Linked DNA regions of Homo sapiens: all the other regions are linked to region 5. Evidence: chromatin loops called from intact Hi-C (ENCODE). Cell type or tissue: heart left ventricle. All regions are shown on one strand.

Evidence for each region. A loop is a pair of places that touch in the nucleus more often than their neighbours do. Peaks named below come from ENCODE experiments on the same cell type or tissue, not always from the same donor. Only the 100,000 strongest peaks of a DNase experiment are listed, where the experiment ranks them.
Region 1: a loop joins it to region 5, with 2.7 times the contacts of the local background. A loop is called at or near these places in 11 of 110 quality-filtered maps.
Region 2: it touches region 5 in a loop (2.8-fold over the local background); 18 of 110 quality-filtered maps call a loop at or near these places.
Region 3: it touches region 5 in a loop (2.3-fold over the local background); 8 of 110 quality-filtered maps call a loop at or near these places.
Region 4: a loop joins it to region 5, with 2.3 times the contacts of the local background. A loop is called at or near these places in 13 of 110 quality-filtered maps.
Region 6: it touches region 5 in a loop (8-fold over the local background); 17 of 110 quality-filtered maps call a loop at or near these places.
Region 7: a loop joins it to region 5, with 2.6 times the contacts of the local background. A loop is called at or near these places in 12 of 110 quality-filtered maps.

What each region holds. Positions count from the first base shown.
Region 1 is chr4:185,860,932-185,864,931 of GRCh38, forward strand. It overlaps a transcript of SORBS2 not described here. Among named protein-coding and RNA genes, the nearest start is that of SORBS2, 51 kb to the left of the region's middle. RefSeq lists a silencer at 2,765-2,867. In heart left ventricle, no CTCF peak of the experiment used is centred here; no DNase peak of the experiment used is centred here; H3K27ac peaks cover 2,795 bases.
Region 2 is chr4:185,783,400-185,787,399 of GRCh38, forward strand. All of the region lies in intron 1 of SORBS2 (sorbin and SH3 domain containing 2), which reads right to left. Among named protein-coding and RNA genes, the nearest start is that of SORBS2, 27 kb to the right of the region's middle. In heart left ventricle, no CTCF peak of the experiment used is centred here; no DNase peak of the experiment used is centred here; H3K4me3 peaks cover 385 bases; H3K27ac peaks cover 3,076 bases.
Region 3 is chr4:185,742,551-185,746,550 of GRCh38, forward strand. All of the region lies in intron 2 of SORBS2 (sorbin and SH3 domain containing 2), which reads right to left. Among named protein-coding and RNA genes, the nearest start is that of SORBS2, 68 kb to the right of the region's middle. In heart left ventricle, no CTCF peak of the experiment used is centred here; no DNase peak of the experiment used is centred here; H3K27ac peaks cover 837 bases.
Region 4 is chr4:185,792,884-185,796,883 of GRCh38, forward strand. All of the region lies in intron 1 of SORBS2 (sorbin and SH3 domain containing 2), which reads right to left. Among named protein-coding and RNA genes, the nearest start is that of SORBS2, 17 kb to the right of the region's middle. RefSeq lists enhancers at 3,297-3,813, 3,814-4,000. In heart left ventricle, no CTCF peak of the experiment used is centred here; no DNase peak of the experiment used is centred here; H3K4me3 peaks cover 339 bases; H3K27ac peaks cover 2,516 bases.
Region 5 is chr4:186,019,598-186,023,597 of GRCh38, forward strand. LOC124900830 (a long non-coding RNA gene) reads right to left here and starts at 3,368. Exons shown (of 3, transcript XR_007058420.1): 1 at 3,331-3,368. In heart left ventricle, a CTCF peak has its summit at 2,169; no DNase peak of the experiment used is centred here; H3K4me3 peaks cover 316 bases; H3K27ac peaks cover 1,246 bases.
Region 6 is chr4:185,776,599-185,780,598 of GRCh38, forward strand. The region is part of intron 1 of SORBS2 (sorbin and SH3 domain containing 2); the gene reads right to left. Among named protein-coding and RNA genes, the nearest start is that of SORBS2, 34 kb to the right of the region's middle. In heart left ventricle, no CTCF peak of the experiment used is centred here; no DNase peak of the experiment used is centred here; H3K27ac peaks cover 740 bases.
Region 7 is chr4:185,882,797-185,886,796 of GRCh38, forward strand. It overlaps a transcript of SORBS2 not described here. Among named protein-coding and RNA genes, the nearest start is that of SORBS2, 73 kb to the left of the region's middle. In heart left ventricle, no CTCF peak of the experiment used is centred here; no DNase peak of the experiment used is centred here.

The sequences.
Region 1 (4,000 bases), 160 kb before region 5:
GATGCCAGACTCTTAGCTTATTCTCTCTTGGATCATGGAAAGGGAAAGGGGTTCTCTGTAGAATGCAGACTTTCCCCATGAGACAGCTTTGCTGGGCCATTTCAAAAGATGTCAAAGAAATACATTTTGGGGTAAAATACTTCAACTTCTTTCAGGGCCTGCTGTCTATCTTGTTGGCATCATTGCTATAAACAGTCTGTTTTGTCGGCAGATTTCTGTTTTAATGTTCATGCTGGTCAGTGCCTGAACTCCAAAGGTAGGAGGGTATAAGGAGGGATGTTCAACTTCCACTTCCCACTGTGGCCTGAACGAATGTTTTCAGGTTTCTTTGGAATGCCCTTGGCTGAAGGTGAAGGTTTCTTTGGAATGTCCTTCGCTGAAAATGGGGGGTGGGGTCCATCAGTCGGGTGGGGGGCTTAGAATTTTATTTTTGGTTTACATGAGCATACGGAATGTGTGAGTCTGTGCAGTCAGAATGTGTTTTGAGTGCTTGAGAGACCAAAAGGAAGCTAGTGTAGGTGGGAGGACAGGAAGGATTCAAATGATGAGGCTGGAGGAGGAGAAAGAAGGCAGGCAGCTAACAGAGTGCTTTAGAGGTCCCAGAGAGGAATCTGGATCTTATTCCAGATGCATTTTAATTAAAGGGGTGGAAAAAGATCTGACTTCTATTTTTTTTTTTTTCTTTCTTTTTTTGAGATGGAATCTCACTCTGTTGCCAGGCTGGAGTGCAGTGGTGCGATCTTGGCTTACTGCAACCTCTGCCACCCAGGTTCAAGCGATCCTCCTGCCTCAGCCTCCCAAGTAGCTGGGATTACAGGCACCTGCCACTGTGCCTGGCTAATTTTTGTAGTTTTAACAGAAATGGGGTTTTTGGCCAGGCTGGTTTTGAACTCCTGACCTCATGATCCACTTGCCTCAGTCTCCCAAAGTGCTGGGATTACAGGCGTGAGCCACTGCGCCCAGCCCTGACTTCTATTTTATAGACAACACTTTGCCTGCTGTGTGGATACTTGATACTAGGGGGCAACTGGAAGCTGGGCAAGGCTGGCAATAGTCCGGATGAGAGATGACGGTGGCATGAACAAGGTGCTGGGAGCAGGGAGGAGAGCATTACAACCACAGCAACTACCGGAGTAGAGAGTATGCAGAGGAAGAAAATTTCCAGAAACACTATACAAATTGAATAAAAAACAGTGTATGTATATGTGTGTGTGTGTGTGCTTGCAAGTGCAAAAGAGAGAGAGAAGCATTACTAAGAGCAACAGCAACAGGGGGACCCAGTAGGTGTTGGGCCGTGACTACAGATCCGGTGTGAAGGTGCCAGGCTTTGCAGCTTCAAACTGCACACAGGCAGATTCTGCAGGGCCTTGAGCCTTGTAGGACATGGTATGGGGTTTCAGTGATGTGAAAAGCAATGAAGAATGGCTACTGACAGGTTGTAGAGGCATGAGAGCGACAGGATATATTTGACTTTGAGCAAATTGCATTTATTTTACAGTAAGGACTGTGAACTGGTGGGTCCCAAGATGGGAGTCCAGGCTCGCCATGATGGCATGGCTGCCAAGGGAATTTCTCCTCCTAAACACAAGGTCCACTTAGATCCCTCTGGTGGCTGAGATCACTGCTTACCTTGCGGTGCACTTAACTAAGCCCTTGACTTCTTTACAAAACTCTTAGCTCACTGAAGGCAGCCACTGCCTGTGATGTATTTTTCAAACAGTTAATAGTATTTCACACACAATATGCAAGAAATACATATTTCCTGGATGAATGTTCCACGTTACATGATCATTTTTGCCCTGGTGTGAGGAAGCTTGCCTCTTCTTCCTCTGCCCTTCAACCTCAGGTCCCCCTCTTGTTTCCCCTCCACTGAGGGTGGTGGTGGGGCTGTCTTCCCTCCTCAAATACACCTGACACCTCTGGATTGGTGGTTAAGCCTGAACATAATTACAGTTGGGCAGCTGGTACAATTTGTTAGTACCCATCCGCCTTCTCTTGTAGAGCCCCTGGGACTCTTGTAGTCAAACCTGCTCACGGGTCTAGTGCCTACCTCTATGCCCCCTCATCCCTGCCTGTGCCAATGCACTGCACGCCAGGCCAGTGGAGAGGTGGGACACGGAAGGAATCTTGAGAAGCTCTCAAGAACCTTAAATTATTATGTTAAGGTATACCATGCTAATTAGACTAAAGGCACGTCCCTCCACCTGGATTTGCATTTTTACATTAGGGGAAACACGGCATTAAACATTTTTAAAGAGCAGTGGCCTAGAATAGGAATGATGGGATCTGCCTTCTTTCAACAATGTGTATAATATAGACCTTTATTGAGTGCCTGTGTGTGCCAGGCAATGTCGGGTACTGAGGTTGAAAAAGAGATAAAAATGATATGCAGTCCTATAAGGATATTTTAATTCAGTTAGGGAGACAGGTACATGGATGGATCATTACAGTACTGTGCAACGTCCTATGCTTATTTCCTTCTGGAATTTATCACTATCTCCAATTCAATATACTCACAGCTTTAATTCATAAACAAAAGACCACATGTTTAATATACTGTCTTCTTATTTGTTTAGAATTGAGTTATTTCACAGATTAGTTTAGAAATACCAGTGCTATTGCATAGGATTATTTTCATTATTCAGTTTTCAAGTTTTTTATCTTGCCAGGGTCTTTAAATTCATTTATCATCCTTCTTCTTGTTTAGAATTAAACCTCCAGTTTTAATGGTATTTTTATGATTTCTAAGCAGACATACTCAGAAACTGTAATTGGAGTGTGGACCTAGGTGGAAGATGTGTGTCACCTCCAAAGTGTGAAAAATCAGCTTGTCCATTTTTACATTTTTATTAATCTATCAAATGCTATGATTGTGAATTAAATATAACCTCTTCATTATAAGCCTTTAATTTTCTCCCCATTTTAGTGTTGTTTGTACAATTTAGAAAGGGCTATATTTAACAATATGGGGTTCTTTAATTTTTTAGCTATGAAATAAAGCATAAAAAGAAGATAAAGGTCTCTACAGGAACACAGATTATTATTTACAAAGATTAACCACAAGCTTTCCATGTTTTCCATCCTATTTATTGTGGTCTGCAAGATAAGGTGAAGTATGCAATGGCTAACTCTTGTGTTATAGTTAATTTTAACTCTCTTATCAATAAGCAGATGCCTTTTCAAGTTATAAAAAGTGTGCCATTATTACTATCAACTGGAGAGAATGAGGTCATTGTTCTCATTATACTATAAAAAGCCGGAGTGTAACAGAAGGGCAAAAACATACCTCAAGAAAAACACTCATGCCACCAACAAAATACCTTTGAAGCAAAGAATATCACATTGAATTTTCCCCACAACTAAACATTAGATTCAAAGAAAGAGATTAAAAGCCCTGAAAAGAAGTGGTCTCTTAGAATTAAAGGACCACGTTTATTTTTGTGATGCTCCGTTTATTACTTGTACAGTAAGACTTTTACATGCTGATTTGTAAACTTTTCTATAAAGCAAAAAACTAGGATAGAAACATCCAGCTGAAACTTACTATTACATTTGAAGATTTGAAATCATCACCACTATCACTATATTTGCTTCATCAAATTTAATTTTAAAGATTTGGGAAGTGGAGGCAGGCAAAGAATTATTTAACAGTTTACTAAGAGAAAACGCCTTGGTAAGAGCAAATAGATCACTGAACGGCCGGGTGCGGTGGCTCACGCCTATAATCCCAGCACTTTGGGAGGCCAAGGCAGTCAGATTGCTTGAGGTCAGGAGTTCGAGACCAGCCTGGCCAACATGGTGAAACCCTGTCTCTACTAAAAACACAAAAAATTACCCGGGCATGGTGTCAGGTGCCCGTAATAACAACTACTTGGGAGGCCGAGGTAAGAGAATTGCTTGAACCCAGGAGGCAGAATTTGCAGTGAGCTGAGACGAAGCCACTGCACTCCAGCCTGGGCGATAGAGTGAGACTCTGTCTCAAAAAAAAAAGAAAAAGAAA
Region 2 (4,000 bases), 240 kb before region 5:
CCAAGTGAGGCCTTGGGAAGCTAAAGTTCCTGGACTGGCCACCTCTGGCTGTTAGCAACCTCATTGGTTTACCTCTGTGCCTGCAAATATTCTTGATTTTATGTATAGTATATTATAGAGAAGTCTGGAAGGGAATGCTTTAACCAGCAAAGTCAATCCATTAAACAAAAAGGTATGGGAGAGACACGTTAAGAGATCAGTAACCATGTTGTAGTTTAAAAAAAAAATGCGAAGTCTTTGTTCAGACCCTCGGGGTAAGCAGAAGTAGACTGGTCTCCAGTGGCAGGCATGAGAGGGAATATCCTGCCCGCAGTGATGGACATTTTGGTTTCAGGCAGAGAGGCAGGAAGCTGCCCTCTGAATCAGAGTAAATGCTCACATTTTGACCTTCTAGCAAGGGCCCTCTTTTTCTTGGCAAGAATTCCTTCGAGGATCATTTTCAGTTTGAGGTTCTGTCTGATGTTTTATTTTACAATTAAGTCACTATTCCCATATTCATTACTCTGTAAAATAAGTCAAGTAGGTAAGAGGTGTGGTAGACACTTCCTTCTGCCTCCTGAGGATCCATTTTGCAGCCTTCCTCACTACAGAATCCTGACAGTACGGCCAGTTAACAACTGACCTGCCTGGATTCCTTGCAGTTTCTGACCAATAAGCTAAAGGCAAGGCATCCTGTTGAAAATTTCATATGCACAGTAACGACACTAACCTCCCGAGAAGAGGGCTTCCTTGTCCTTTTCTTTCTTTTTTGAGACGGAGTCTGGATCTGTCGCCCAGGCTAGAGTGCAGTGACGGGATCTCAGCTCACTGCAAGCTCTGCCTCCCGGGTTCACACCATTCTCCTGCCTCAGCCTCCCGAGTAGCTGGGACTACAGGCACCTGCCACCACTCCCGGCTAATTTTTTGTATTTTAGTAGAGACGGCATTTCACTATGTTGGCCAGGATGGTCTCGATCTCCTGACCTCGTGATCCGCCCACCTCGGCCTCCCAAAGTGCTGGGATTACAAGCGTGAGCCACCGCGCCAGGCTGTCCTTTTCTTTCTAACCTTGTTCTGCTCCTCTTTTTGTAGACTGAAATGCAGATGTCATTCTGTGGGGGTGCATGCTAACAGAGAGATGATACAGCGATGGAGAGAGGATAGAGAGGAACCTACTCTGGGCTACCTGTCCGTGGGATTTCTTGTTATTTGAGGCAAACCCAACCTGGTGAAATGACTGTATTGAGGTCATCTGTTCCATGAAAGCTAGAAACAGAAACAAAACAATCATCTAAAAACAACCTTCCTTACATTAGACCGGCTGAACGACAGCAATAAACTATTAGGCCTGCCATTAAGATATTAGTTAAAAAATACTTCCAGAAGTTTTGAAAGAACTTCTGGGCATCAACAACGAATGCTTACAACAGTTGTGGCATTAAGTCTCCGGCCCATTATCATTTCCTAATGGAGCAAAATCTGCCATGAAAAATGAGCCGACATGCCTAACGCCCCGGGAGCTGCATCATTTGAATATTTTTGACTCTAAATATAGTGAAGTAGTTGGCTCTTTTTTCTAAAACTACAATTTACTGATCAGTGATATCAAGAGAAATAAGAACACAGCAGTGATCAACAGGAAACACAAAACAGGAACGCATTGTTTATTCTGTTCTCGGTGGACACTGCCAGATCATTGTTCAGAGAGCTTTCAACAGGGTTGCTTCGATGGAGTTTAGGGAGTTTTTAAATCTAAATTGAAGATGAAATGTGTCCTCGGGACAGAAAAAGCAATTTTGAAAAGGTTATTCAAGGCCATAAGGTATTGACTTTGAGCGTTTAAAAAAAAAAACAAAAAACCTGTAAGAATCTTACTGTGGTTTCTTAAAATGGTGAATGCTGTCAGTCATAATGGAGGGGAAGGTAGGTTTGATTAGGCGGCCGGTGAATTTTCAGAGTTAAACAAAGTTAAAAATACACAGGCAACATGAAAATTGTTCTAAGCGTTCCTGTGTCATGGTTTCTGATTAAGTATCATGAATGGAAGAAATGAATATAAATCATAACGATTCCGTTTTATAACAGACAGTCTCGTGTAAATATTTTGTCTTTCTAGTCACATGTGCCAAGAGCTGTGTGAGAGTGTAATGATGGAGAGCGTGGTCTGTACTTACCCGCCACCATCAAACCCAACTCTATTACTGCCAGCTTCTGTGGCTGCTACAATCTTCTTGGGCTTCAGTTCTCTTACCCACCAAATAGGCACTGTGTGGCCCTTGACTCATAATTGTTGTGAGGCTTAAATGAGTTAACACATGCAAAGCTCTTAAACAACAGCAACTCACAGGAGGCCCTCCCCACGTGTTGGCTGAGGCTGTTTCCATCATCATCTTAAGAGCATGGGCTTGGAGAATCAAGAGTTCTGAGTTAAGTTTCTGGTACTTCCTCGAATTAGCTCCCTGGTTTGGGCATAATCGTTGAGCCTCATTTTCCTCATCTGAGCAATGGGAATATCGTTCATTACCTTAAAGCATTAAGAAGAGGGGTGAAGAATATAATGCTGGAAAACCACACCTGGCACACTGGAATCATTAGATACCATTTTGTTTACATTACACGGAAAAAAATTATTTGCAAATTGATCTTCAAAAATATAGAGACTTTTACTTTGCTGTTGGGGAAAATGAAATGGATTGGGCACACCTAGATATTGAATTTAATTTCCTTATCATTTATTTCAGATAGCTCACATTCAAAGTTTTATGTTTTGGGTTTTTTTTTCTATTTTAATTTTAAACAAGAATACATGGGACTGTCAAACAACTGGATTAAGAAAATCCCCATATCTGAGCTAATCACTTTGTCCTATGATTGACATAACAGTCTCCTTCGAGCAACAGCATTACCACTGCTTCATTTAGTAAGTAGAGAAGGCTAAAGAGGAAAGGTAGTGGCGTTAAAAGAAATGACCTGGAAGAAATAGAGAAGAATGGACTTTGTAAGGCCCTGTGAGAGTCTATCATTCCTCTAGCAGGGGGAGGAGCAGAGTTATAATCCTATCTACCTTGTTACAAACAAATACACACTAACTTAACATTGATTGACTATGGTTATAATGAATGGTAATTGAAGAAGTATCCCTCTATCACAGCAGTGATTACATTCCAAGGAAAGAACTGAGGGTTTGGAACCAGGCACAGCTGATCTCAAGGCGTGGCTTCTCCCATGGCAAGCCATGTCACTTTAGGAGAGTTACTTAATCTCCCTGAGCCTGGATTTCCTTATCTATAAATAGCAGACAGGCTGGGCATCGTGGCTCACGCCTGTAATCCCAGCATTTTGGGAGGCCGGGGCGAGCAAATCACTTGAGGTCAGGAGTTCAAGACCAGCCTGGCCAACATGGTGACACCCTGTCTCTACTAAAAATACAAAAACTAGCCGTGTGTGGTGGTGTGTACCTGTAATCCCAGCTACTTGGGAGGCTGAGGCAGGAGAATTTGCTTGAACTCGGGAGGTGGAGTTTGCAGTGAGCTGAGATCATGCCACTGCACTCCAATCTGGATGTTCATCCATTTTTTTTTTTTTTTTTGAGGCTCTGTCTCAAAAAAAAAAAAAAATAGCAGACAACCCCATCTACCTCTCTGGGAGGTTTCTGAGAGGATTAAATGAGACTTTGCATGAATATTGGCTACTCCATCAAGTGGTTGCAGAGGAGGGGTTCAGTAGGCTGTTGTTGCTGTTTACCTCTTTTTCCTACTACACTGCAGGCTCCTTGAGGATAGGATTCCTTTAAAAACAAAATACAACCAGTTCCCAGCACAGTGGCTGGTCGCTAGAATGTACTGAGTGAATATACACCAAATAAAGCAAGACAGGGATACTTTGAATGGAAAGATCAAACAACAGCAATAATGAATAGCAGGCTTGACTTGTTTAAGTGAAAATGGTTAAGAGAGACTGGCGTGGACAAACTGAACTGATGCATTGGGGAACAGATTAAGTAAAAAGTACGTAAAAGACA
Region 3 (4,000 bases), 280 kb before region 5:
GCATTTTTCTTCAAGGATCCAATAAGATATCCCCCTAAACTATACATCATAGAGCCTTTGACACAGTAAACACTCACATGCCATTAGCTGTTATCACGGTAACAATAAAAATAAACTTTTAGCAAAGGTTTTAACTAAATGAGGTGAGAATCATAAATAAAGATATATTTGCTATAGTGAAAAGGAGAGAAAATGTAGGAAAGTCAGGCAAGAGGAATATTTGCCAAAATCATTCATGAATCTGACACATTAGATTCTGGGCGTGTCCTAAGCCTTGACCTGTGCTACTTGATGTGGGATTTGCACACCTGGGACACACGAGCTTCTGAAGTTCAGACTGTCTGCACTCTATCTGACACACTCCACAGCTGCACAACTTGCAGCATGAGTCAGCACCATCCTAACCTCTAAAGAGCCCCGCGGGCACAGCGAATGCACCTCCCAGCCCTTTGGACGTGGTGGCGACCAGCTGGTTTCCTGGAGAGGCATCTCCTTTACACCCATCTGTGAAAGAAATCTAGATCTAAGCCTTAGATCTCAAGGTTAGAAAGGGGGTAAGGTTGAGGTTCCGGAGTGCTACTCTATTAGACACATTGTCCTTTTTAAATTATATTTTTACAATAATTTCCATTTATTATTTTTTCGTGGCATCCTAGTGAGGCAGGCTAGTTTGACAACATGCTGCTTAGGGGAAATTTGCTGTTAATAAGTCTTTTGAGCTCACTAAATTTTGGTGCAGCATGAAAACCCAGACTGTTTTCAACTCTCTCTCTGGCATACCCGCTTGATTCCTGATAGGGCTATTAATTTTGCGCAGATTTCCCAATTTGCTCCCCATTTGCTACCTGGGATGGTGAAGAACAGACAAATAGCCCTTCGGAAGCAAAAGCAGTCCCAAACCAGGCTGAGTTTCGTGATGGCTTCTTCCACATTGTCCTTCATTGCTGAGGATGAAAACATAGAGCTAAAAACTGTGATACACAATGATTTATCACCTCCTTTCCATGTACACACCTAGTAGTTTAGAACTCTGTTAGCTTCAAAATCTATTCAGTCACATTGCATTCCCCTCCCCAACTCCCACAAATTCTACATGAAAGAGGGTTCAGGTAGCAAATGAGTGGAAGGACAGGGCAAACTAAGACTCTGATGGTGAGCCCCTCCTCCTCCTGATTCAGATGATTTCTTCCTCCTCTTCCTCCTCCTCCTCCTCTTCTGGTTCTTTCTTCTCCTTCTTCTTCTTATTCCTCTTCCTCCTCCTTCTTCCTCTTCTTCTATCTTCTTTCCTCCTCCTCCTCCTTCTATTTTCTTTCCTCCTCCTCCTCCTCTTTCTCCTCCTCCTTCTTCTTCTCCTTCTCCTTCTTCTATTTTCTTTCCTCCTCCTCCTCTTTCTCCTCCTCCTTCTTCTCCTTCTCCTTCTTCTTCCTCCCCTCCTCCTCCTCCTGTCCCCCTCACCTTTCCCCTTTCCCTCCTCTCCCATTTCCACTTTCTTCCCCTTCTTCCTCCTTCTCCCCCTTCCTTTCCTCCTCCTCTTCCACTTCCCCCTTTCTCTTCTCCCCCTCCTCCTCCTTTTCCTCTTCTTCCTCCTCCTTCCCTTCTCTCTTTTTTTGTTATTTGATCTCCAATTTTCACTTCCTAAAATTTCATATGGTTGGATGCTATTATAATTATTCAATTACACAATGATTACATGTGGGCTGGTGGTTTTGAAACAATGTACCCCATTGTATGCATTATTGCATTCATGTGGAACTTGAACTGTAGGAGGTCCATGCAGGCTTTTCCAGGGTCCCCAAGAGTACTTTGTGGGTTTTGGATCCAGGTTTCTGTTTCACTAAATCAGCATATTACTCTAGTCTACAGTGTACTGTTGGGCTAGAAATAGTCCATTGACTATTTTAGACTCTGCATCACGAAACGAGATCTATGGTTTTGGTTGAATTTCATAGAAGAATATTGATAAATTATCATTGTTCAGATCATTAATCTTCTTTAGCTCAAATCAAACAATGAAGTGATGTTATCTTGCAAACCATGCAGGCAGGTGGTGGCACTAATGAGCCTGCCACATCGGATTAATCTTTGAATGTTCAGAATCTCAGAATGAGAACTTTCCACAAATTCAAAACTGTTTGATGAACTGACAATGTCCAAGTCCACCAAATGGTCCAACATTCAGAGATGAAATTATGTCATGACATAAGAAGCCTAATGGAATGAATGGCCACTATGCATTAAAGACCAGAATGTGAAAACCTGGCTCCTACCATTCAGACTTCCCTGAAATTGTGAAACATGATTTTCCCCTTCACCCTAGGGAAGACCCTCTGGCAAAGGCACATTCACTAAGGGTGAGCCTTCTTTTGGATTGGGGGCTCAGAAGAGAGAGTCATATTGAAGTCGCCCAAACTGTTCTTTGCCCTGGCTGCCCGCTGACTTTGTTAGGCAGCTGGTGCTAAGGAGAGGGTAAAGAAAACAGAAGACACTTGTGGGCCGGCTCAGGGATGGACAGTACCTGGCCGCTCTCCCTGTGTGATGCAGGTGGCTTGTTCTGAGGTAGGTGGGCATACAGGCAGTGAGTACATCTCCATTGCAGCGGGGGAAGGTGGATGTGGGACTAATCAGGGATGGAGAGGGAGGGATGCTGCAAAGATGCCCGAGCAGGTGCTGTCAGTGGGGACTAGGGAAGCAGTGTCTCTATCCGAGAGTGCATGCCGGTGGTAGGGGAGCACCAACCTGAACATGGCCAGTAAGAACACAAACTAGACCTCCCAGATTCTCCCGCAAGTAAGGAGAGATCAGGGACTGTTCCAATTTTTGGCGTTCATATTTTTTAGACAGTTGTCTTAAAAAAAATGCCTGCTTCACTTGCGTTAAGAATTAACTAATCATGGTCCAGACTTATGCTCAGGTAGACAAGGAGGACTGAAGCCACAGTGGGCTCCTTCCAACCTCACATCACATCTTCCTCATAGCACCTGTGCACCCGAGGTGCAGATCCTGATTTGATGGCGACCTATTACAAATTTCCTTAGACTGCAAGCAATCACACTATACTTAATAGCTATATTTAGTAGAATACTTAGATTAATACTTGGAGAGAATTTAAATTTAAATATTATTTCCACAGCCAAAAGACAAAACAGCAATAGACAAATGCATTCTCTTTTTAGTTTTCTTCAACGGATATATTTCATTTTTAAGCCTATCTACCCCCTCCCCCGATTTGAAGACATCCCTCGGGCTACGTGGGGAGGAAAGCCTGTGTGACTGATCGCTGCAGTGACTGCTCTTGGCCATGACTGTTACTGCCATTTTGGCCTCTCTGAAAAGTGAGGCAGCCTAAGCCTCACAGATATGTTTCCTGGTCACATTTTTGTTGTCTCTACAGAAAGAGAAGCAAACGATATCACCAAAGTCCTAACTCTATCCTCCCACTCTGTGAACTACAGAAAAGGAAGCAGCAGAAGAAATAATAGAGGGAATAACAAAGTGACAGAAGCATAGAGGGAAAAGCAGCAGGTGGCTTTTCATCAAGGGGCCTTTGGGTAAGATTTACAGGAGACAATGTTTTCTCTGCGCCTCTGGGACTTGAAAGGTCATGGAAAGAGGACTCACTCGCGACAGAATTCAAACACTCGTAGTTGTGTCTCAAAGTCCTCCGCGGACATCACCAGAAGGCATGGTTTCAGGGGTGTTTTTCAGAAGGGCGATGGATTTCTTTGGATCCACGTAGTCTCTCTTATCTGGTTAGAGTTTCTTCTTTTTCTTTTTGTTCTTTTTTGACACAGAGTCTCACTCTGTCGCCCAGGCTGCAGGGCAGTGGCACCATCTTGGCTCGCTGCAACCTCCGCGTCCTGGGTTCAAGCAATTCTCCTGCCTCAGCCTCCCGAGTAGCTGGGACTAGAGGTGTGCACCACCATGCCTGGCTAATTTTTGTATTTTTAGTAGAGACAGAGTTTCACCATGTTGGCCAGGCTGGTTCTCGAACTTCTGACCT
Region 4 (4,000 bases), 230 kb before region 5:
GGAATCCCACTTTCCCCACATGTGTGACCCTGTGCAAGTTGTTTAACTTCTCTGCGCCTGTTTCCTCTTCTGTAAAATGAGAATAATGTACTCATCAGAGCGTTTGTGTGAATAGTCAATGAGAGGTATTTAAAGAATTTGGCACGCTGCCTGACACACTGTGCATTGAATGAATGGTGGCCATTATTATTATTTATAAGAATACTTACTGTTATTTTACTTTCTTAACTAACCCTGCAGATCGCAAAGCTCCAATACCATGTGATGTGAAGACTCATTTTAGATCAGCCCAAGAAAAACACCATTAAGCAGGTAAATCCAAATTCTGTTGGGAAAAGATCATATGATGCATTCTCAAGCAAGTGCTTCAGGATTGTGGCACTGCAGTCTCTACTAGCCTAGGCAGTGGCAGGATGGCTGTTCTTTGGGAATAAGGTCTTTAGAAAACAGTGAGCTCCCACATTCTATCCTGTCATCATTTTTGCCGTGAATACTCCACATAATTTATCTCCAGATGATTAGTTTGCCTTAGTGCAATGTAATTAATTGGGACCAGAAGATACAAGAGTGTGTTTGTTATACTCTAATGAAGTTTCTTTGAGTTTTAAGTTGGACTTCAACAGTTAAAGAACAACATGATCACGGAAAGTCAAATGGATTGTATATTAAGAAGATTTTTATTTATTTATCTATTATGGAAATTTATTTTTATTCTGTGTATTTTTTTATTTTTGACCCAGTTGAGCCTTGTTTGGTCAATACCTCTGGGAGATCTTGACAAAACAAAGCGTGTCTGGGCCAAAGATTTCCTTTCCATCTCTGGGGATTTTTTTTATTGATGATGAAGTTATTATGGACTGAGAGCCAGTTATGTGCCAGGCCCTGTGAGGTATCCTTTGCACAAATTACTTCATATAAGAGAACGACTGGTCCTATGATCTATGCACAGCATCCTTCTTTTACAGAGACCAAGCCTGTGGTTGAAAGATATGGAGTCACATGGCAGCGGCCACACCTCCTCGAAAGCTAAATCCATGACTGGGCCTTGGTCCCCGCAGGCTCCTGCCTGGCCTGCCCCTTCCTGTCCTGCAAAATTGGAAGGACATTGGTGCAGAATTGGAGGAGCCCTGCCTTTGACAAGGCACATACAAAGGGAAAGTCTGTCAAAAAGCATTTGTTTTACTTTCTTTTTTAAAAGAAAAAAAAATACTGTTATTTACTGACTTTTAAAACTAAGTGACCAAACATTGGTGACATAAAATTGTTTCTTAAGTATAACAAATGTCACTTCAAATTGTTTTTTGGATTTTAAAAATAACCAGGTAAAGAAATGACGTTAGGGTGGGGAGAGAGGGCAGCAGAAAGAGAGTGGAGAGATGGAGAAGGAGGAGGAGGGAGGAAATCCAGGCAGTGGGTGGGGCACGGCCCCACTGATGAGTGTCTGAGCCATGGGCGCTTGGTGCTATTCAGGGAGGCAAGGTCCTATGTTCATAAATAATGTACTACAGGGACAGTTTGAAAGTGATCATTAAATTTACATTTTTAAGGCAGGGGAGTTGCAGTCACAGCCACAAATATAAAAATCTAAATAAGGTGTCTTCAAGCATTGTCCTGGGACAAGAACTGCAGATACATGGCCCAGCCTCAACTCTCTAGATATCCTGCTGATCTCAGGGAATTCAGATGGTGTTTCCTGGGTCCAGTTCTCCCCCGCCACCCCTCTGAGGAAGCCCAATCTAAAGCATCCATGTTGGATGCTTTTACCATGACAAGGTGTGGAGAAAGAGGAATTTCTATAAGTAGAATGATAATGAGGAGCTGCCAGATTTCTAGCAGGCTGGGGACTCGGTGGTTCCCCTTGACATGATGCTTCTGGGCATGACTGAGGTCCTGGGTGTGTGACTGAGGGTCAGGGTGATGGTGTCTGAGCATGATTGAAGTCCTGCCTATGTGAGGAATGTGGGAAGGATATAACAGGACTGGTGCACCCAGACCTCTGGCCTGGGGAGAAGCTGCTTTCACCTCCAGCCAGGAAGAGTGGCTCCCAGCAGCAATACCCCACAGTAACTCAAAGTCATTAATCATCTCACTAAGTAAACTGTGTTTGATTCACAGTAGGCAAGAGTGTTCACAGATGATGCCTAAAAACACAAGTAGTGTGTATAGGCGGGCTTCATGAGCTTGCAAACTGAGCATGTGCACCTGACCCTGTGCTTAGAACGGCCAGGTGTTCTGTTTGATACCCTGCTGTCATCATCTATAACTTATTCATCATACTTTTGGAATTGCCTTTTCATCTTGCGCTGGGCCCTGCAAATTTATATAGCAGATTCTTGTTGGGTAAATTTCAACAGAGATAAACAAAGTTTCCAAAGTTTCTGAGACTCCAATCTCACATCCTACACCCTCAAAAATAGAAGAAAGAGGTCGGGGCAGCTTCGGCAATTCCTTCCTCTCTCCTGCCACTGGGACAAGCTCACCTCTGCTGCACCCTCCCTGCCTCAGCAATCTTTGATCTGTACCTTCAGAGAAGGTTTTTATCCTAGTCCATCCCCAGCAGACACCTCCTGCCCAGCCTCTCTCTGAAGGTCTACATGGCAACCACGGGCTACATGTGGCTCCCGGGCACCTGCCTTGCTTGCACTGAGATGTGTTATCCTGCAAAATACACACAAGATGCGAAAAAAAAGAATGTCAAGGAAATCATTACTATTTTTTATACTTGTTGAAATCATATTTTGGCTGTACTAGGTTAAAAATATTATAAAAGTTGGTGTCATCTGTTTCCTTTTACTTTTTAAAATGTGGCTGATAGAACATTAAAAATTACATAGGTGGCTTCTCTTTGCTGCTCAATATATTTCTATTGGTCTAGACATTTTTTTTAAAACCACATATCCACCTAAGTGTTCCACCTATATCTCCATCTCAGAAAGTCTCAAACCAGTTTCACTATCTTCTTCCCCCAAAACACTTTTTCCATGTCTTGTTTTCCCAAGACAGAAACCTGGTGATTAAACCATAGCCTGCTTCTACTCCCAAATGCCAGCTGAGAACTGTTGGTTCTGTCTCCATAATCTCTCCACGCCAGCACTTTTCCCCCAGCCCTACTGTCCTGTCTCAGCTGAGCCATTCATCTTTTCTTCCTGGATTACTGTACTGTCCTCCTACAGGAAATTCCCTTATTTTTTTTAAATTTTCTTGTAGAGATGGGATCTCACTGTGTTGCCCAGGGTGGTCTCAAACTACTGGGCTCAAGTAATCCTCCTGCCTCTGCCTCTGAAAGTGTTGGGATTAACAGGCATGAGCCACCCCACCTGGCCCTATGTGAAATTCTTGAATTCATTCCCACCCTACCTCAGTGGTGCTCTCACAACAGAGAAACTATCTTATAAAGGAAATCCTATTTCACCTTCCTGCTTGAAATGTCTCACAGTTGCCCTGCCATCTGGCTCTGGTCTGCTTGCTCGATTTTACTCACTATCTCTCCATATCGGGCATCCTGCATTCCAGCCATACCAATGGCTCCCAGGGCCCTGCAGATTTATATGAAATCCATCGCTCCATGCCTGGGCGCTGTGGCCACGCTGCTCCCTGGTCACGGTGAGGCTGGGCATGCCTGGGCGCTGTGGCCACGCTGTTCCCTGGTCACGGTGGGGCTGGGCATGCCTGGGCGCTGTGGCCACGCTGTTCCCTGGTCACGGTGGGGCTGGGCATGCCTGGGCGCTGTGGCCACGCTGTTCCCTGGTCACGGTGGGGCTGGGCATGCCTGGGCTCTGTGGCCACGCTGTTCCCTGGTCACGGTGGGGCTGGGCATGCCTGGGCTCTGTGGCCACGCTGTTCCCTGGTCACGGTGGGGCTGGGCATGCCTGGGCTCTGTGGCCACGCTGTTCCCTGGTCACGGTGGGGCTGGGCATGCCTGGGCTCTGTGGCCACGCTGTTCCCTGGTCACGGTGGGGCTGGGCATGCCTGGGCTCTGTGGCCACGCTGTTCCCTGGTC
Region 5 (4,000 bases):
TGGTAAAGTCATGGGGTATTTAGATAAAGCTTCACCTCCTTACCCAATTGCAAACCCCAACATCTTTGAATCCACCTGTGACCTGTGGAACCCTGCTTCATGACACCCTACTTTTTTAGGCCAAACCAATATAGAGCCTCAATATATTAATTGACTTCTTTGCCTGCAATCTCTGCTTCTCCAGATTTAAAATCTCCTACCTGTAAGCCACCGAGAGGTCAGGTCTCAATTGTAAGCTGCCCAATTCTCTTTCCTTGGCATCCTGCAAATAAACACCTTGCTTTCCCCTGCTGCAAACCACGGTGTGGATGTTTGGCCTCACCCCACAGGAGAGCAGACACCAGTTCAGTTCAGTAACAGAAATAGGTCATTAAAGATGGATTCTGTCTACAGTTCACCCAAGCAAGTGAAGTCTGTGTTAAAATACTCAATAGTATCTCTCTTAGCTCTTGCCAGAATGAACATGAAGTCAATGACAGGTTGGTAACTCATAAAATTAAGGCAGATTTCCACACTCATCGTCACCACTCTCACCTAACACTTGGTCAGCATCTACTGTAAACAGTTTACTCTACTGAGTGTAGGAAGAGGCACAGTCGTGAGTGTGAGCTTCCTGAGTGGGGACGTCCTGCGCTGTCACTTTTAAGGAAGGCTTCACGTAGGCCATGCTGGAACCCAGAGTGCCTGAGACAACCGCTAGGGAGGAGACTTCCTGAGGCCTGTGGCTGAAGGAGAATGAGCCAGGGCTTCTCACAGGCAGACATGGGTGTAAAGGGAAACGAGGGAAGGAGTTTGGCCTTCATGTGCTGGTCCTTACCCTGGGTCGATGGCGGTGGATGCAGGGCTAGGTGTGAAAGAGACAATCCTACTTTACTGAAGGTCTTGGGAGCTCAGCAGCGTGGACTTGCCGGGATTCAGCTCCCTGGGCCCTGCCCTCTTCTGCAATATGGACAGCAACCGGGTAAGGAGGCGTTGAGAGAAGAGACTCGTAGAAGGGCAGGTGTGCAGAACCGAACATGGAGGGCATCGGTGAGACGTCCCAAGGCTTCCAGGAATAGCTGCAAAGAGCACAGGGCTGCCTGGAGAGCCTGTGTCTGCAGCAGAAACCAGCACCTGCAGGACAGGCCATGGCTGTGAGGGGGATGTTGGAGGTGCTCAGCTTACTGAGCTCTGGAGCCAGCATCATATGTGAATATGTGTTAGCACGTCGTCCAGCACTGTGTGATTCGTAGTAAATCTTTACAGAATTGAAATCTATCTGGTGTCTCTAGAAATTGACTTGAAGCACAAGGTAGCAGAAAGTACTTGTCAGAAGAAGACAGATGCTCAGTTCGGAGGAGGGAGAAACAGGGAACCCAGAGGAGGGCGAAGGCGTCACCTGTGAGGCCAGGCGTGTGGCCGTGAGCAGCCCCGTTGTGTTGCAGAGGTTTCACAGATCAGTAGTTACTGTCTTCATCTGGACTATAGAGAGCACATATCACATAGGCCACAAAGCCTGTCATTCTCCACAGTAGAAAACTTTTACAGGCTGTTTTTATCTCTAGAAACACTGGATTGTTTGGCAGTAACAAGAAACATCTTTCCACCCACACACGCCCACGGAAGCATGTTGAACATCAGTGAAGTACGTTACACTGGGGATCGCACCGCGTATCTTCTTATATAGCAGTTTTTATATAGTAGTTCATTAGGGGAGCAGAGATTTTTTTTCTCTCTCTCCCCTCCCTTTGTAATTTTCAGAATAGCAAATAGCATGATCAAAGCCATCATCTCCTGTTTTCCTTTCTCTAGAGTTTAAATAAATCAGGCTGAAAAATCTCTGAGCCTATGATAACAATCACTCATTGATAGCTTATCACTTAGGAAGAGGTTTCAAGGGCTAAAAGACGTAATGAAACCCCAACGCAGAACATGTAAATGAACAGACTGTCTCTTTCCCCTCATACATCCCACGCTACTCAGTACAGAGGCCAAAGCTCTGTGAATGCACAGGGCTGGGGAACGAGATGCCATCTGGAACTGGAGATGCAAAGCCACATCCCATCCCTGATCCGTATGGCCCAGGCCCAGCCTGGGAAGGTGTGGGGTATACTGACTGCGGGGGTCCCATCACTTCTCCTAGAACGGGTTCTCCGCGCGCTGTGCAGAGAACAATACTGTCCTCTAGCGCTCAGAGATCAGAACTGGAAATCAAGAAGCTTGTTTTTATTTCTCCTCCCATATTGTCAGTGATTCCCAGAGCAATATACCACTCCCAAAGCAAAGGGAATGGATTGACACAGTTCACAAAATCCAGGGCAGAATCATCCTGGCTTTGCCTCCCTTGTCTGGGTAATGACAGCTGCAGGGTTTTATCTGGTCTTTGGGGCAGTGCAGCATGTATTTAATCTATCCTTAGTTCAGCTTTGCCAAGGGAGAATCAAGATTTTTCTATCTTGATTAAATATGCATGTAATTTGTCATCAGCTAAATGAGCAAACAATATCTCCTTGTCCACCTCATAGACTTATGATGAGAATCAAATAAAAGCATAAAACAATGTAAAAGTATAAAACTGAATAAATGAGTTATTATTGAGGAAAATGCACATTTATCTGTTATTTAAAACACTTCTTTAATTCACTTCTATGTTTCAGGATTTTTACCTAGATATATAACATCACCATTTATATACATGCAATGAAAACATAATTTATATTCTATGTAATTACGTCCTTTCTAGCCCTACCGATAAGTCTTACCACGAAGAAAATGCTTTATTTTTTTGTGACTTTAAACTCTGGACAATATGTGTCTTCAACCTCTTATAATTCACCCACAGGGATTCTCTTCAAGGATGGTATAACCCACATTTCCAGAGCAGCCACACAGGACAGCCGCCTCTGCACAACCATTACCATAAGCATGCGTGTGTTTGGTACAGACAGAAATGGATGATGGGGAGTGTGGGCCCTACGTTGGAGAAGGTTATATTTGCTACCAGATACCACCACCAATTTGCTTAAAATTGCTTTCAAGCTATTAAAATACTGAGAAGGGGATGATCATAAATACTTAGATGGCTGAATTTTTTGCTCTGTTAGGATAAAAATTGGATGGTAATACTTGGCTTCAAATTATACAACAGAGTAGTGACTTTTCTCACCCTTGCAAGAAAAATATTCTCAATGAAATATCAGATTCAGAAACAAAACAAGAGAAAATGCCTTTTCATATGCTTCAGTAGGGAAATGGGATGCAAAGGAACACTTCTAATAAGGAAACATTTGCTTAAAGTGATTTTTAAGGAAAGTTCTTTTATAATGACCTTTAAAATAGTTAAGATCATACCTGGTGGCCAGGCGCGATGGCTCATGTCTGTAATCCCAGCACTTTGGGAGGCCGAGGCACCAGATCAGTTGAGGTCAAGAGTTTGAGACCAACCTGGCTAACATGATGAAACCCCGTCTCTACTAAAAATACAGCAAAAAAAAAAGTTAGTGGAGCATGATGGTGGGAGCCTGTAATCCCAGCTACTCAGGAGGCTGAGGCATGAGAATCACTTGAACCCACAAGGCGGAGGGAGCAGTGAGCCAAGATCAGGCCACTGCACTCCAGCCTGGGCAACAGAGCGAGACTCAGTCTCAAAACAAATAAAATAAATAAAATAATATAAACAGATCATATCCGGCAAATGTTGACAACTATTTTACCTTCATACTTATTCAAAATTTCAAAATATTAACAGCAAAAGACTTAAGTAGGAGTGCCAAGGCAACCACAAACGGGCCAGCAGTTTAGTTTGCAAACAGAATTGAATTGTACAGGGCAGGGCTCACACACTGACCCCGGCCCAGGGGGACCCTTAAATATCAAGGCAGGAGAACATTGGTGTGTCAGCCTACGTGGGACCAAACTGCAGAATTTCCTACAAGATCCGTCTTTCCTCCTTTTTTATAGTCCGATACTCTCTTTGTCAACCTGTTTCATTAGTTAGTAGGTCACAAAAAGGGAAACTTCT
Region 6 (4,000 bases), 240 kb before region 5:
CTTCAACCTGAATTCAGTATAAAAAACTGCCGGTGGCTCAGGCCCGTAATCCAGCACTTTGGGAGGCTGAGGCAGGTGGATCATGAGGTCAGGAGATCTAGACCATCCTGGCTAACATGGTGAAACCCCATCTCTAAAAAAAATGCAAAAAATTAGCAGGATGTCGTGGCACGCGCCTGTAGTCCCAGCTACTTGGGAGGCTGAGGCAGGAGAATCGCTTGAAGCCGGGAGGTGGAGGTTGCGGTGAGCTGAGATCGCACCAGTGCACTCCAGCCTGGGCAACAGAGTGAGACTCCATCTCAAAAAAAAAAAAAAAAAATGCCCTGATATATTTTATAATTAATGTGAGGGTTGGTTGCTAGATGCTTATATCAAATTCAAATTCAATTCTTTCTTTGCCATTAAAGAAAGACACTGAAATAGATTATGGAAAATACTGAGGATTATGCCATGTGAAAAAAAAGGGTTACATGACTACTACTTCAAGTACTATTTAAAAACAGTGAAATCCTTTGGCTCAATAGACCTTATATTAAAACTGTATTTCAAATTAAAAAATTATAAATTAACTTTGAAATCTCTAATCTGAATTTTATAAATAAGATCAACTTTGTTTTAAAAATGTATACCAGGCTTTAAAAAATGACTCTAGAATAAAGCATTTTTCTTTTCACTTATTTTAAATGGTTACATTTTACTATGTCTTAAATACCTGCCAATCTAACATGGGATATTTGTTTCTCTTGGCCTCAATGTGGAATGGTAATTCTACTGGTAATAATTGGAAGCCTAGCTGCAGACAGACACATTTTTTAATTGTTTTTTTCTTTTTCCTCCTTATAATAGTTTATACCAAAAAAGGGTATAATGCATTTAAATATTGGCTTTCCTTGAGAAGCTATGGCATTAAGGAAACAAAGATCAACATAACCCACTCTCGTATAAAACAGGGATAATAATGAGTTGTCATAGGGCTCATAGGAATAATGCACAGAAAATGCTTACCTGGGTAATGTCTGACACACAGCAAGCATTTGGTGAAAGTCAGTACCATCATCTCTGCTGTAAGTGTAAAGCTTTGCTCTCCAAATATGGTGGCTACATGTGGCTACTGAGCTCAATGCGGCTAGTCAGAACTGAGATGTCATATAAGTGTAAAATGCATGCTAGATTTTGAGGTCTTTATACAAAAAAAAAAGGTGAATGATGAGAAATTACTCAGTGGGTACGATGTTCATTATTCAGGTGATGGACACATTCATTAAATCCGTGACTTTACCACTATGCAGTCCATCCATGTAACAAAATTCTCCTTGTACCCCACAAATTTGTACAAATAAAAATAGATTAATGTTGTCTCTTCCTAAAACATGTAAACTATCATATCATTTTTATATTGACCACACGTTGAAAAAAGAATGTAAATTATGACATTAATTTTTATATTATGTGTTGAAATGACAGTATTTTGGACATAGTATGTTAAATAGGATATTTTGCTAAAATTAATTTCACTTGTTTCTTTTTTACTTTTTCAAATCTGACTGCTAGCTAATTTAAAATTACCTATGTGACTTGCATTCTATTTCTACTGGGCAGTGCCATGCAGGCCAACGGTTCTCAAAAGGTAGTGAGCATCAATGACCCAGAAGCTTCGTAAAAACAGATTGCTGGGTCCACCCCAGAGCGTCTGATTCAGTAGGTCTGGCGGGGCCTGAAATTCTGCATCCCTAACAAATTCCCGGGTGATTCTTGACCTCACTTTGAAAACCGCTGGTCTTGGGCCTTGCTTCTTAAAAAAGTAGTCCACGGACCAACATTAACGTCATCACTTAGGATCTTGTTAGAAACGCAAAACCTCAGGCCCCACCCAGACCTACTGAGCCAGCATGTGCATTTTCACAACATCCCCAGGCTGCGTGTAAACATGTTGAAACTTGAGAGAAATGATATGAAGTAGTGTCTGTCATCCCTGGGTGAATATAAGGTAAACTTTTACAAACACCAGTACCCCGGCCCCGCCCCTAGAGAGTCAGATTTAATGACTCTGGATGTGACTCGAGCATCTGCATACGTGAACAGCTGATTCCAGATTAAAGCAAGCACTGAGTCCCATCAGACTGGATGTGGAAAGGCCAGGATCTAGATCATTTGTACATCATTAAGGCATAGTTGACACAGATCAAACCATATTAGAGGGTATTTACATCCCAAAAGAGGATCTTGTTAACCCCAATAACTCTACAATTGTTAGAACTGGTGAGAAAGACCCATATTTTGGAGTAGAGAGGCCTTCTGTTATTCGCTCCACCTCTGTTCCGGCCTTAAATAAACGAGCACGCCAACTTTAAGAGTGTGTCTGAATAACCTCATTAGTTTGCCGAATGACTTCTCACATTTTCAGGCGGCACCTGAGCGTTGTGTGTTTCACAGAGCTTGGTAAAAATAAAATCCTCACTGTAAGAGAGAATCTGGGCTCACGCTGGTAACATTTAAAACTTCCAATTCTATATGCAAAGACCATCTGCAGCTTTGCTTCTCACTTTCTTGGTTGAACCTTTCAGAAAACTTTTAAAAGTGCATAATACTTAAGAGTAGAGTCTGGAGTCAGGGTGCCTGGGTTCGAATCCTCATCCTGCCACTTACGCGTGGCTGTGGCTGTAGGTCACTTACTTAGCCTCCCCATACCTCGGTTTCCTCCTCTGTAATGAGACCTTTTTTTATTGGGTTGTTGTGAGGGTGAAAATTGTTATTTGAAACAGCCATGGAAAAATCTGCTGCTTTGTAAATTTTATATGAATGTTGGTTAAATAATCAAAATATATTTGAAAAACTGTGCAGATTTCCATATGTGGCTAAATTTAGTAATTTTTAAAAGATACTGTGGTGATTTCCAAGGACTTTCATGGGCGTGAGTTTTTGAACACATATATTTAGAGGGTTTCTCTGAGTGTTGTTTTACATTTTTTTCCCAAGACAGCACAGAATTCTCAATTGATTCCTCATCGCTTCCTATTATTTGAGAGGATCCCAGTAGGAAGGAAGTAAATGTAGTTTTCCCATGAGTATTGTTTTCTAGAGAACATTCTTTACCCCTGCAGTCCTTTGAAGAGTGAGTTGTGCTATAGATGTTTAGAGACCTCCCTGGTCCCTGTCATTCTAGTGGCATTGTCTAGTATCCCAGGAGAACAATGTGTCATTCTCTTAGTCAAATATTTTAGTGCTTAGGGCGAGGCAGCAAGACCATCTGAAACACTGGCGTGAGTTTCAAAGACATATTGAAACAGCAGTCAGATTCTCCTATAGAAATCAGCTAATGCTGACTAAAAGAAGGGATGGGGATGAACAGGGAAGTGCTGAAGTCACGCACATTGTAAGCAAAATGAAGGCTAGACTAAGTAGAGTAACATTTTTTTTTTTTTTTTTTTTTTTTTGAGACGGAGTTTTGCTCTTGTTGCCCAGGCTGGAGTGCAATAGCACAATCTCGGCTCACCGCAACCTCTACCTCCCAGGTTCAAGTAATTCTCCTGCCTCAGCCTCCCGAATAGCTGGGATTACAGGCATGCATCACCACACCCGGTTAATTTTGTGTTTTTAGTAGAGATGGGGTTTTTCCATGTTGGTCAGGCTGGTCTCAAGCTCCTGACCTCAGGTGATCCACGCACCTCAGCCTCCCAAAGTGCTGGGATTACAGGCGTGAGCCACTGCACCTGGCCTGGAGTAACACCTTTTATGCTTGTCTGCTTCAACCACACTCAATGAAGTGAAGCATATGCAAGAAAAATAAGGATACCTGGTAGCTCTGGGCACGTAGCAAGCATCCGTCGGGTCATCTACAGGAACCTCACCCATGGTATGCCACCTGCTGAACAATGTAATGCATGCATCGGGCTGGAAACTAAAGCCCATACATTGAGTGACTTTAGACCAGTCATGCAAGCTCCCTACACTTGTGTCCTGAAAGGCAGATAGAGGCATGGGACTGCAACTGCCTTACTGA
Region 7 (4,000 bases), 140 kb before region 5:
TGATTATTGACAAAGACAAGAAAGGATAGTTTTTTCAACACATAATTCTGGAGCTTGTGGTTATCTATAAATCAAAACACAAACATCTCAGCTTATACACAAATGAACTCAAGTGGATCATAGAAATACATGTACATCTTAAAAATATAAAACTTAAAGAAGAAAATACAGAAAAAAATTTCACGACCTTAGATTAGAAAAATATTTATTAGAAGCAGTATCTAAAGCACAATCCATAAAAGAAAAAAATTGATAAACTGAACTTTTCCAAAATTAAAAACTTCTCTACTGTGGAAGATACTGCTAAGAGAATAGAAAGGCAAGCCACAGACAGGGAAAAATTTTTGCAAAATACTTATCAGGAGAAGAACTTATATTTAAACCATAAAAAGAACTTTTAAATGCATTAATAAAAACTCAATTCAATTTTTAAAATGGTATAGAGATTTGAATAGATTTTTTCACAAAAGAATATATATTATTGACAAACAAAGCACAGAAAAAAGATGCTTAAGTCATTAGGAAAATATGAATTAAAACCACAATGAGGTACCACTACATTATTTTAAAACCTGACAGTATCAATGCCGGTGGGGATGAGGTGAAACTAGAATTCTCATAACACTGCTTGTGGGAATGCAAAATGGTGCAGCCACTTTGGGAAACAATTTGCCAGTTCCTTATGGTGTTAAACACAATCCCACTGCTCGATTTTTATCCAAGAGAAATGAAAACCTACATCCACACAAAGTCCTGTGTACAAATGTTCAAAGCAGCTTTATTTATAATAGCTGAAACTAGAAACAACTCAAATGTCCTTTGACTGGTGAATACACAAACAAAATGTGGTACATTTGTATAATGAAATAGTATTCATCAACAACAACAAAAAATTAACAAATTAAATTATCCGGGTGTGGTGGCATGTGCCTGTAGTCCCAGCTACTCAGGCTGAAGTGGGAGGTCACTTGAGCCCAGAAGTTCAAGGCTGCAGTGAGCTATGATCATGCCACTGTATGCCAGCCTGGATGACAGAGCAAGACCGTATATCTAAAAATAATTTTTTTAACTAACAAATGATCATTACACACAATATCGTGGAGGACTCTCAAAAGCATTTTGCTAAGCGAAAGATATCAGTCACGTAAGTCCACATACTGTATGATGTTATCCATAAGACTTTCTGGAAAAAGCAAAACCCCAGAGACAGAAGTCCGATCAGTTTTCATCAGGAGGTGGGGGAGGAAGAAGGTTCAAGGTACCTTCCAAAGGGAACTTCACGGGGTGGAGGTAATATTCTGTATCTGGATTGTGGTGAAGTTTACATGACTGTATTTGTCAAAACTCATAGAGCTATATATCTAAAATGGTTGAATTTTATTGTACATAAATTATACCTCAATAAACCTGACTATAAAATTAAATTGGCATGTTTATAGATCCTATATATGGGAATTGTTCCCATTTATCATTTCTATCTGGATATTCTTATAGACATAAATATTAATCTTTAAATCTTTGTTAATACAAATGTTAACATGTATCAGTTAACATTCCTGATGTTTATAGTAGGGTGATTGGGACTTTGAGTGACATTTTGAATTCTTCTTCATGCATTTCTGTATTTCTTGATTTTTAAAATAAGCATGTGCTGTTTTTTAAAATAAAAAAGTTTTATTTTTGCTAAGGGCTCAAAATAAAGGCTCCAAAAAATAAAGGATTAGTAAGATCTGAACAAAAGAAATCCGGAATGGCAATGAGGGCCCAGCAGAGCTGAGTAGAGGTGAGAATATGATTTCCATCAACTTGGCCTTTCTGGGTTTCAGGACTGGATCTGAGCAGGCAGTTGACCACTGACCTATCATCTAGACTATGGTTTCCTCAGTAAAGGACCACTTTCCTACAATGATCTCTCAACTGCCTTTAGTTCTTGACTCCTAAGAGGTTTCCAACACACAGACTTATATGGAGTCGGTGTATTCCCGGAATGCTCAGACAGTAGGGAGTTTCTTTAGATAGTTCTCGTATTGTATTGGCATACTCCTCTTTCAGTTCTTGGGAGAATTTACTACATACTTTATGCAATGATTTTAGTAATCAAGTTACAGTCATACTGCTGATTTCCCTACAGAAAGTCAGGCAGCCGAAGTGGTGGCACGGCATAAATTGATACATGAAATCCACCATCTGTTCTCAATGTACGCAGCGGCTCCTCCACACCTGCCTGGACTTATCTTGAGAAGGAGAGCAACAAGAAGAAAAAAAAATCAAAATGTTTAATTAATGTTGCTGGGAAAGAAGGTGCAATCCAGCAAAACTGAAGTTACAGATACTCATAAGCTCACAGGCCTCTTCTTCAAAGCTGTTAAGGCGTAAGCTAGAAGTAAGTGGTCTTTGTAGCCCTCTGATGGCTCGTTGGGGATGGGAAAGTTAGCAAATCCTCTTATGTGAACTGCAGAGCCCAAGGGCGAGGAAAAGCCCGCTCTTGTGCTTTCACATTTCTGCCCTTGAAATACGACATAGCACCCCCGGGCACCTGCTGTCTTTTCATTTTCTCACACTGCTGAATAAATAAGCATTTTAGGGAAAGCCAAGAACATAATGAAGGCTTAACTCAGAGTGCAGAAGTGTCTAGGGATGCCCACTACAGCTCAGAGGCCAAATGTCACCAAGATCACTTCCATACACATAGACTCCATTCACTTTTTGAGGTCACCTGCATTGCCAATGACAGCTCAAAAGCGTAACATTTCACAGTTTCTTTCTCATGATCTCCTTAGGCCTACTAACTACACATATAAACTCAAATGATAAAAGGATGAACTAGCTATTTTTATAATCTCTCATTTTACTCTTCAAAGTGTTTAGGCAAGAATAAAATATATAACAATGCATAAATGAACCTGAACACTTGGCTCTTTAAGATTCCTCTAGAATATCCTTGGCATCTCTGTAGAGAAAAAAGGTAGCATGAAAAGAAGCCAAATCGTGCTTCACACACGCCCACTCCACTTCCCATGACACTCTGGGCACATCTTTTTAGAAAATACGAATTCGGTCTTATTCATTTAAGCTTCCATAAAGTAAGTAATGCATGATTTTTAAACTTTCTGTTTTGATGCGTAGGTGCCAACAGGCAACTTTCTCAGGTTGTCACCCTATTTAAAAGTTCCGAGAAAATCCACAGCATTAGACATGTCTCTTGTAAGTTACTGCGCCCCTTAGTAAACCACATGACAAGCTGGTAAATACAAGTATTCACAAGCAAATACGATGTGTTACAGGTGAACATAGCAAGCCCCTGGGCGATTGGGGAAAACGATGGACTGACTGAGAAAGCATTTAGGCATAGTGACTTGTTCCCGGACTGTCCAGAGAGGTTTAAATTCCTTGCTAGAAACTCTTATGAAAGGAAATGTGAGGTGGGCGGCAGAAAGGCTAAGGTGTTCTAGGCTGCAATAAGAAAAGTATACAATCCACCCAGTGCGGTGGCTCACGCCTGTAATCCCAGCACTTCAGGAGGCCGAGGTGGGCAGATTACAAGGTCAGGAGATTGAGGCCAGCCTGGCTAACACAGTGAAACCCCATCTCTACTAAAAATACAAAAAATTAGCCGGGCATGGTGGCGGTTGCCTTTAGTCCCAGTTACTCAGGAGGCTGAGGCAGGAAAATTGCTTGAACCTGGGAGGCGGAGGTTGCAGTGAGCCAAGATCATACCACTGCACTCCAGCCTGGGCAACAGAGCAAGACTCTGTCTCAAAAAAAAAAAAAAAAAAAGAAAAGAAAAAAAAAAGAAAAGAAAACAACGTGGCCTGTGGCCTGGTCTGGTTCTGCTCTGCTATCCACGGCTCAGGTCAATCTGGAACATGGGATTCCGTGTGGGAAAGTACATGCTAAAAGGAAATTAGAAGATCTGTACCAAGAAAAGAATAGCAGCACCATGAGAGAACCGGGACTTGGGAGACGTAAAGGATGACAGAAGAGGTCTGATCATTTAGCC